Linked DNA regions of Homo sapiens: all the other regions are linked to region 3. Evidence: chromatin loops called from intact Hi-C (ENCODE). Cell type or tissue: B cell. All regions are shown on one strand.

Region 1 (2,500 bases), 67 kb before region 3:
CCTAACCCAAGTAGAAGGGTGGGGTCAGGGACTGTTCCCCAAAGGAGGTCACTGACAGTTCCTACTGATCTTGACCATAGCTGCGGTCCCCTGTGACAGCAGTAGGACAGTTCAATGTACTGATGTGGGAAACAAACTCTATTTAATAACTGCTAAATGGTGCTGAGAATGAGTTAAGGTTAGAGATAATCGGCAAACTGACATAGAGGCTTAAAAATCTTAAAAATCCCTATAGGATGTTTGGTTATTGACAGAACCAGTTAATATTGAAAATCAATTAAATAGATAAATTCGGCCAGGCGCGGTGGGTCACAACTGTAATCCCAGCACTTTGGGAGGCCGAGGCGGGCGGATCATGAGGTCAGGAGATCGAGACCATCTTGGCTAACATAGTGAAACCCCGTCTCTACTAAAAAATACAAAAAATTAGCCGGGCGTGGTGGCGGGCGCCTGTGGTCCCATCTACTCGGGAAGTAGAGCAGGGAGAATGGCGGGAACCCGGGAGGCGGAGCTTGCAGTGAGCCGAGATTGCGCCACCGCACTCCAGCCTGGGCGACAGAGCGAGATTCCGTCTCAGAAAAAAAAAAAAAAGATGAATTCATAGGTATTAATTTGTTTTATGAAAGCAAAAAAGAACCAGGTTGCCCAATGCTTTAACGAAGGTTCACCTGCAGCACGACTCATGAGGGCATGGATCCTCTGGTCCACACTTCCCTCTCCCTCCGTATGTTCTGCCCATTCCTCCCTGACTATTAGTACACAGCCCTTTTCTCCCCAGAGGACAATATACACTGGCACAGTGCCAAAACAACTGGATTGGAAGGGTTTAGTTTTAAGCTACCACACTGTTCCTGGACCACAACACCCCACCGAGATTTTGAAAAGCCTGAGCCAATTATTTTCTAGAATGTCACACATTCTGGATTGGTCTGATTCTTTCCTCATCATGTTATTTTACTTGTACCTCTATCTCCTGTATTTCTGGAAATCTGAAAATTATATTTAAAGCCTTAGCAGCTTCAGGTGAAATATTTATGGCAAGACTACCTTGCAGTGATGATATAGCTTTCACAGGAGCTTTCACAGATTGTCCACCATTAATGATGCTGAGTTTAATCACGATAAAGGTGGTGACAACCAGGTTTATTTACATGGAGTAAAAATATGTTCTCTCCTGAGCAATTACCAAGTATTTTGTGGGGGGTAGTATTTTGGCAACTTATAAATATTTCGGTCCACATTAACCTTTCATGTAATGGTTTTAGAATATATTGATGATCTTTGCATCAATCAGTTATCAGTTGTGGTGGCAAAATGGTAATTTTCCAATTATTTTATGTCTCCTATATTTATTATTGAAAATTCTTCTGTGCAAAGCAGCTTTCCCATACTACTACTTCTAAAAAGTCATGGTAAATCTTTCTTTCCCTTTAATTTTTAGAGTAAGGAGACTAAGGAATTGCGTACTTGTCACCTTTAATGGTGGCCTACTAGTTTTTCTTCCTCATTTTTTGAGTATTATTATGGGTATATAGATTTTGTATTCAGTATGTTACAATAATTACAGGTGTTATCCTTTTATGATGTCAGATTATCTCCCATTTGCTCAAAGAAAGCTGTTTCTCGCTAGTCCTTGTGTTTTTGATAGTCCCCATTTGTCTTTGCTTTTTGGCACAAGAAGATGTCCAAGGTTCACCTTGTACTTCCCTTTCTCCCTGTCATTTCTAAAAGAAGCTCTGTGAAAAATTCCTTTTTCAGACTTGGGTAATTAAAATGTTCCTCCACATGGTAGGTGTTGATAAGACTCTGTATTCATAATACTGGTGGTGAAAAATATGTGGCATTTGGGCTGTTACCTCTGCTTAGGTAAGAGAATGAAACTTCCATATATCTCTTGGTACACACCACAGGGGAAGAAAAATCTTTCTCCTGCCCATTTAGTTCACTAGGTTGGACTGTGTAAATTAAATTGACAAAAGACAGATTAAGACGAGAAAAGGATTATTACACATGCACATAGATGCTTCACAGGAAAGAACTAAAAGCCCGAAGAGGCAGTTAGAACTGGGGGCTTCTATACCATTTTAACGATGATAAAGTGTGGAGAGGCTAGACAAAGGAAAAGGGGGCTTAGCCTTTTTGCAGTATGGGAAGGTTACTAGAAAATGTATGGGTTTGTTATGCAGGTAAGACTCATTCTCCTCTTTCTGGTATGGGTGAGTGGTAAAGCTTTGTTGTTTGTTTGTTTGTTTGAGACAGGATCTGGCTCTGTTGTCCACACTGGAGTGCAATGGCATCATCTCAGCTCACTGCAACCTCCACCTCCTGGGCTCCAGCGATCCTCCCACCTCAGCCTCTGGAGTAGCTGGGATTACAGGCATGGGTCACCACGTCTGGTTAATTTTTGTATTTTTGGTAGAGACAGGGTTTTGCTATGTTGCCCAGGCTGGTTTCAAACTCCTGGACTCAAGTGATCCACTCGCCTTGACCTCCCAAAGTG
Region 2 (2,500 bases), 400 kb after region 3:
ATTATAGAAACTCTCAAACCTTGAAGAAGTTCAGAGAGCTAACTTACTTCTATATAGACAAGAGAAAAAACATTAGAACCAGAGAGAAAACGGCCAAATCACTTCATCAAATACTCAAGTATGGCTTTAAAAGGACTATTTGAAATACCAATTAGGACTAGTACCTTGTGATAATTCATGTGCTTGGTGTGCCAGTCATTCTGTAACCAGTGCTCTGGGGAATTTTCCTTCACAAAGTCACTTACTCGATTTCTAAAATCGTTTGGTTTGAGTAACAGCAACTGAATTATGAAATAACAAACCTGGGCTTCATTTCCTTCGTGACTACGCATGGCCTTTGAAAAACAACAGAAAAATTATATGAAAATGTTCAACCTGTGTAAAATCATGAGGGCCATCTGAAAGCCTAGATTTTAACAAAGTAAAATCTCACTATTATAATTTCCTTAGACGTCTAGTCTATCCCAAACCAACTGTTCAGTATTCCCCAAACATATATGACCTTTCTTGCCTATTTCTGGCTTACCATTCCTTCTGCCTGGGATGTCCATCTTTACTTTTAAAAATTTAATCTATCTTTCACAGCTATCACCTAAGCAGATAAGATTTCTCACTGTTTCCTAGAAATATTTTTTCTACACCTCCATCTTATCCTGACATCTTATTGATTTATAGACTTACATTATTCCCCCTAAAATATAATAACTACTTTTATATCTATGCTCCACAGCTAAGGGGTTAACGTTAAACTATGCCACTCCAAATGTCACCGCCATAGAATTTTTTTCAATGTAGCATTTTCCAGCCTACTTCAATATCTTTTTAAAGAAATCTACCCGAAGGCCAGGCGCGGTGGCTCACACTTGTAATCCCAGAACTTTCGGAGGCCGAGGCGGGCAGAACACGAGGTCAGGAGATTGAGCCCATCCTGGCTAACACGGTGAAACCCCATCTCTACTAAAAATACAAAAAATTAGCCGGGTGTGGTGGTGGGCACCTGTAGTCCCAGCTACTTGGGAGGCTGAGGCAGGATAATGGCGTGAACCCGGAAGGCAGAGCTTGCAGTGAGCCAACATCACGCCACTGCACTCCAGCCTGGGCGACAGAGAAAGACTCCATATCAAAAAAAAAAAAAAAAAAAAAAGAAAAAAAAAATTCTGCTGGAAATAGACATCAAAGTCAGGAGAAGAAAAAAACATTTGGGGAATGTTTGTTACCAAAGTGTACAGAAATGGTTATATTCGCACTCTGTAAAGAAACACAGTGACTTACTGCTACTTCCTCCCTCTAGTGGGAGTTTTGGAGAATCAACTCAGGGTCTAATTGCTCATATTTTCAAAGTATCACAAGGCTAGGACCACATCTATTTTATTTACTTCTGTACCTTCTATACATAGAACACAGTTGATATTCAATATGTACTTATTAAATGAATGAATAAGGAAATTGGGGCTGGAAGCAGTAGCTCACGCCTGTAATCCCAGCACTTTGGGAAGCTGAAGAGGGAGGATTGCTTCAGCCCAGGAGTTCGAGACCAGCCTGGGCAACATGGAGAAACCCCATCTCTATAAAAAAGTTAAAAAGAAAAAAAACTAGCTGGGTATGGTAGCATATGCCTGTACTCCCAGCTACTCAGGAGGCTGAGGCAGGAGGAGATTGCTTGAGACCAGGAGGTTGAGGCTGCAGTGAGCCATGATCACGCCACTGCACTGGGCGACAGAGCGAGACCCTGTCTCAAAAAACAAACAAAAAAACAAAAACAAACAAAAACAGAAATTGGAAAATTTCCGGCTCTTTAGGGAAGTGACAGCAATGCTTGATATAGTATAAATTCATTAAATCCTTCAAAGCAATATAGAGCAGATTGGCATAACATATATTAGTCATACATCTTGATCTAAGAGAATAAGCTTAGAAATGTATTTATTCTTACCAGGCAGAGAATTAATCTGTCCAGTGTAACAATGTTATACTTCCATACCATGTCATTAAGAATTTCAATGCATTTATTGAGTTGCTGACCCCCTGCTGATGTAGAAAACTCATATACCAGGAAATCTGCAAATGTCCTCACATGGGCTACCAAGGCCCTGGCTCCAATTCTCTCTAATACTCTGGAAGGCAGAGAGTAAAACATAAACTCCATTGTTGTATGGATACAACAATTTGCCAAATGGAATGCAAATTAGGTTTTTGACTTACCTATAGCCAATCTGATTAATATGATCTGTTTCCAAGAGCATTTTCCAGAGAAGACAAAGAAAGAGAGGAGGGGAGCCCTGCATAGAGAAGTGGGTAATAATGTCGTTTTCGTTGCTCATTGACTTCCACTTCCTATACTCCTCCTCCACATTTTTTTTCAGATTAAAACGGCTTTCCTGAGGCACATTATTTTGTTTGAAGAATGCCTAAAAAGAGGATTAGAAGTTTATTTCATTGGTTATAGTAGAAAGAGCACTGGATATGGAGTTAATAAACCAGTTCTAGACTTGATTCTGAC
Region 3 (2,500 bases):
TGACCAGTTAGTTTGCACACCTAGTAGTTTTTGATTAGATGCCAGGCATTGTGAAGTTTACCTTGTTGGATGCTGAATTGTTTTGTATTTCTATAAATATCCTTGGGCATTGTTCTGGTACACAATTAAGTTACTTGGAAATAGTTTTTTGTTTGTTTTTTTGTTTGTTTTGGGCCTTGCTTCTAAGATTTCCTAGGTGGTACTAAAAGAGTACCAGTCCAGAGTTAATTATTCCCCACTACTGAGGCAAGACTGTTCTTTTTACCTAATGTCTCATGAATCTTGGGGTTTTCCAGTCTGGCTAATGGAACAGTATTCCTGGGCTCCATCTGGGTTTCTCCTACTTATAGAAGGCCTTGGACACTCAAGGATATAAGCTGGGACAATCAAAGGGCTCACCTTTTCTTGTTAAAGTACTAGACACTCTTCCCTCTAATCCTTTTGAATGTGTTTTTCCCCAGCCTCTGGTAGTTTCCTTGCACACATGCACTGATCAGGACTCAGCAGAATATTCTAGGGGAACCCTTTGAAGAGCTCTGGAATTTTCTTGGTACAAGTCTTACTTCTCAAGTATTCTGTCCCTTTCAGCTCCTTTGCCTCAATCCAGGAAAGGGCTGGACTCTATCTGTTTCATCTCCTTACACAAGACCTTGGGCATTCAAAGATGTAAGCTGGAATAATCAAAGGGCTTACCTTGTTCGTTTCTCATTGCTCAGGGAAGGTTTCTGCTACTTCATCTTGGAAGCAGAAGTTTGAGATATGAAGGGTTTCAGATAAGCTAGTCCTTTTTTATACTCAGGGAAACCACTGGAATGTTCTGTGAAAATCAGCATCATGTCAGCCCAGCAGTTATTCTGTTTATTAGATATCCCTTTCAAATTATTGCTTTTGTGTGCTTTACCACAGGTGTGAAATCACTGGACATTTAACTGTCATATAGCATTTGTTATCATACACATTGTAGATTTTTTCTCTCTTTTAAAGAAAATATCTGAAGCAGGTGTATAAAGTAATCTTCACTGTAAAATAATTAGTGATTGTTTGAACTGGTATTTTTTTTTACAGTTAAAAAGAACTGAAAATACTGTAGTAGCATTTCTTTGTTTCTCTTTATTTTCTTCAGAGACTGCAAATAGGACATTTCAAGAAAAAGGCATCCTGGTAGGAGAGAGCAGAAGTTTTAAACCTCATTTGACCTTCATGAAGTTGTCAAAATCACCGTGGCTCCGTAAGAATGTGAGTGCATGTTCTTATTGCAAGCCTGTTTTACCAGGCCACACCAGCCATAAGCATGGTCTGGAGCACGAGTGACATTGCTGTGGTCTCTGACACTACTCTTGCTTCTGGGTTTCCAAGTCAGGTTGGTTCCAATTCCCAGGGGTGCTGAGGATGCTCCTGGCCTTCCATGGAGGCTATTTCAGCTTTGCCTGCCTTTGCCACGATGGCTGTTCTTGCATAGTCTGGCCATCATTTATTTCTACCACTGTTGCCTCACCTGCTTCATCCCCTGAAGAGCCTCGAGGTGGTGCCAGAGTTCACTTTTGCTGCTATTCTTGCTTGTGGTTATTTGCATCCTGTTGCTCTCAAAGCTTCCTCTGCTGGCCTGTTACGCTGGTGCTGCTCACCGCAACTGGGTAAGCTTTTTTTACCCCTCTTCCTGTCGCTCTTCAAGGTTTCCAAAAGACCATCTTTCAGCAGTTGCCTCAATTAAGGCCTTGGAACCAGGTATACCGGGGACTGGGCATGAGGGTAACTGAGGGACCCCCTTTCCTGGAGGTACTTTAAAGTACTTCTCCCTAAGGATGGTCAACCCAGTGGCACAATCCAAGTGACAAGTCTTTTGACTTCCCCTGTCTCAGGGTGACTTACTGCCTTTATAGGCCACCCCTTCTTCCCGCAGAAGTCGGAGCAACTTTTGACTTCCGTCTAGGTTCATGAGCATTTCTCCTAAAATCCTAAGGCCACCCTTCATTTTGTTTCCTATTTCAGCCTAGGGGGTTCCTCATGCAAATTCAGACATCTGATGGCCTGCTCTCATATACCAGAGTTTTGGAGATGGGCATGCAGATTAATATCCGCTCCCTGCTCTCCATGACCCTTTGCTGCAGTTAAGACTGATTTGCAGCTCTAGAAATGAAGGCCATGTGTAGTAGTAAGTAGAATTTTTTTTTTCTAAATTTGCCACATTTTGTATTTAATGTCTCTGTCCTCAGAAAAGTCTTTTGGGCCCTTTAAATCATGGGTTTGGGTGACTCACCATCCTATAGTTAAGAGTTTTCTACAAACTATTGCTGAAAATCTCAGAAAGATATCTTGCATGGTTTTTTGGATTACATTGCCACAAATTTAGTAATATCCATATTAGGTATCATTCCAGTATCATATTAGGTATGTTAGGTAAAAATAATTGGTGTAAATGATAGATTTTGAAATATGGGATGACAACAATTTACAAAACTTGTAGACTGACAGTTTGATTCTTTACTGGTTATCTTTCTTG

Evidence for each region. Peaks named below come from ENCODE experiments on the same cell type or tissue, not always from the same donor. Only the 100,000 strongest peaks of a DNase experiment are listed, where the experiment ranks them.
Region 1: a loop joins it to region 3, with 5 times the contacts of the local background. A loop is called at or near these places in 5 of 110 quality-filtered maps.
Region 2: a loop joins it to region 3, with 21 times the contacts of the local background. A loop is called at or near these places in 6 of 110 quality-filtered maps.

What each region holds. Positions count from the first base shown.
Region 1 is chr6:131,131,738-131,134,237 of GRCh38, forward strand. It overlaps a transcript of AKAP7 not described here. Among named protein-coding and RNA genes, the nearest start is that of AKAP7, 2.5 kb to the right of the region's middle. In B cell, no CTCF peak of the experiment used is centred here; no DNase peak of the experiment used is centred here.
Region 2 is chr6:131,596,354-131,598,853 of GRCh38, forward strand. It overlaps MED23 (mediator complex subunit 23), which reads right to left. Exons shown (of 29, transcript NM_004830.4): 19 at 2,203-2,408; 20 at 1,934-2,114; 21 at 165-335. Among named protein-coding and RNA genes, the nearest start is that of ARG1, 24 kb to the left of the region's middle. In B cell, CTCF peaks have their summits at 1,256 (motif pointing left) and 1,460; no DNase peak of the experiment used is centred here.
Region 3 is chr6:131,198,338-131,200,837 of GRCh38, forward strand. AKAP7 (A-kinase anchoring protein 7) reads left to right here. Exons shown (of 8, transcript NM_016377.4): 6 at 1,124-1,236. Among named protein-coding and RNA genes, the nearest start is that of AKAP7, 64 kb to the left of the region's middle. RefSeq lists enhancers at 1,603-1,652, 1,703-1,802. In B cell, CTCF peaks have their summits at 1,495 (motif pointing right) and 1,704; a DNase peak (open chromatin) is centred at 1,564; H3K4me3 peaks cover 2,461 bases; H3K27ac peaks cover 2,500 bases.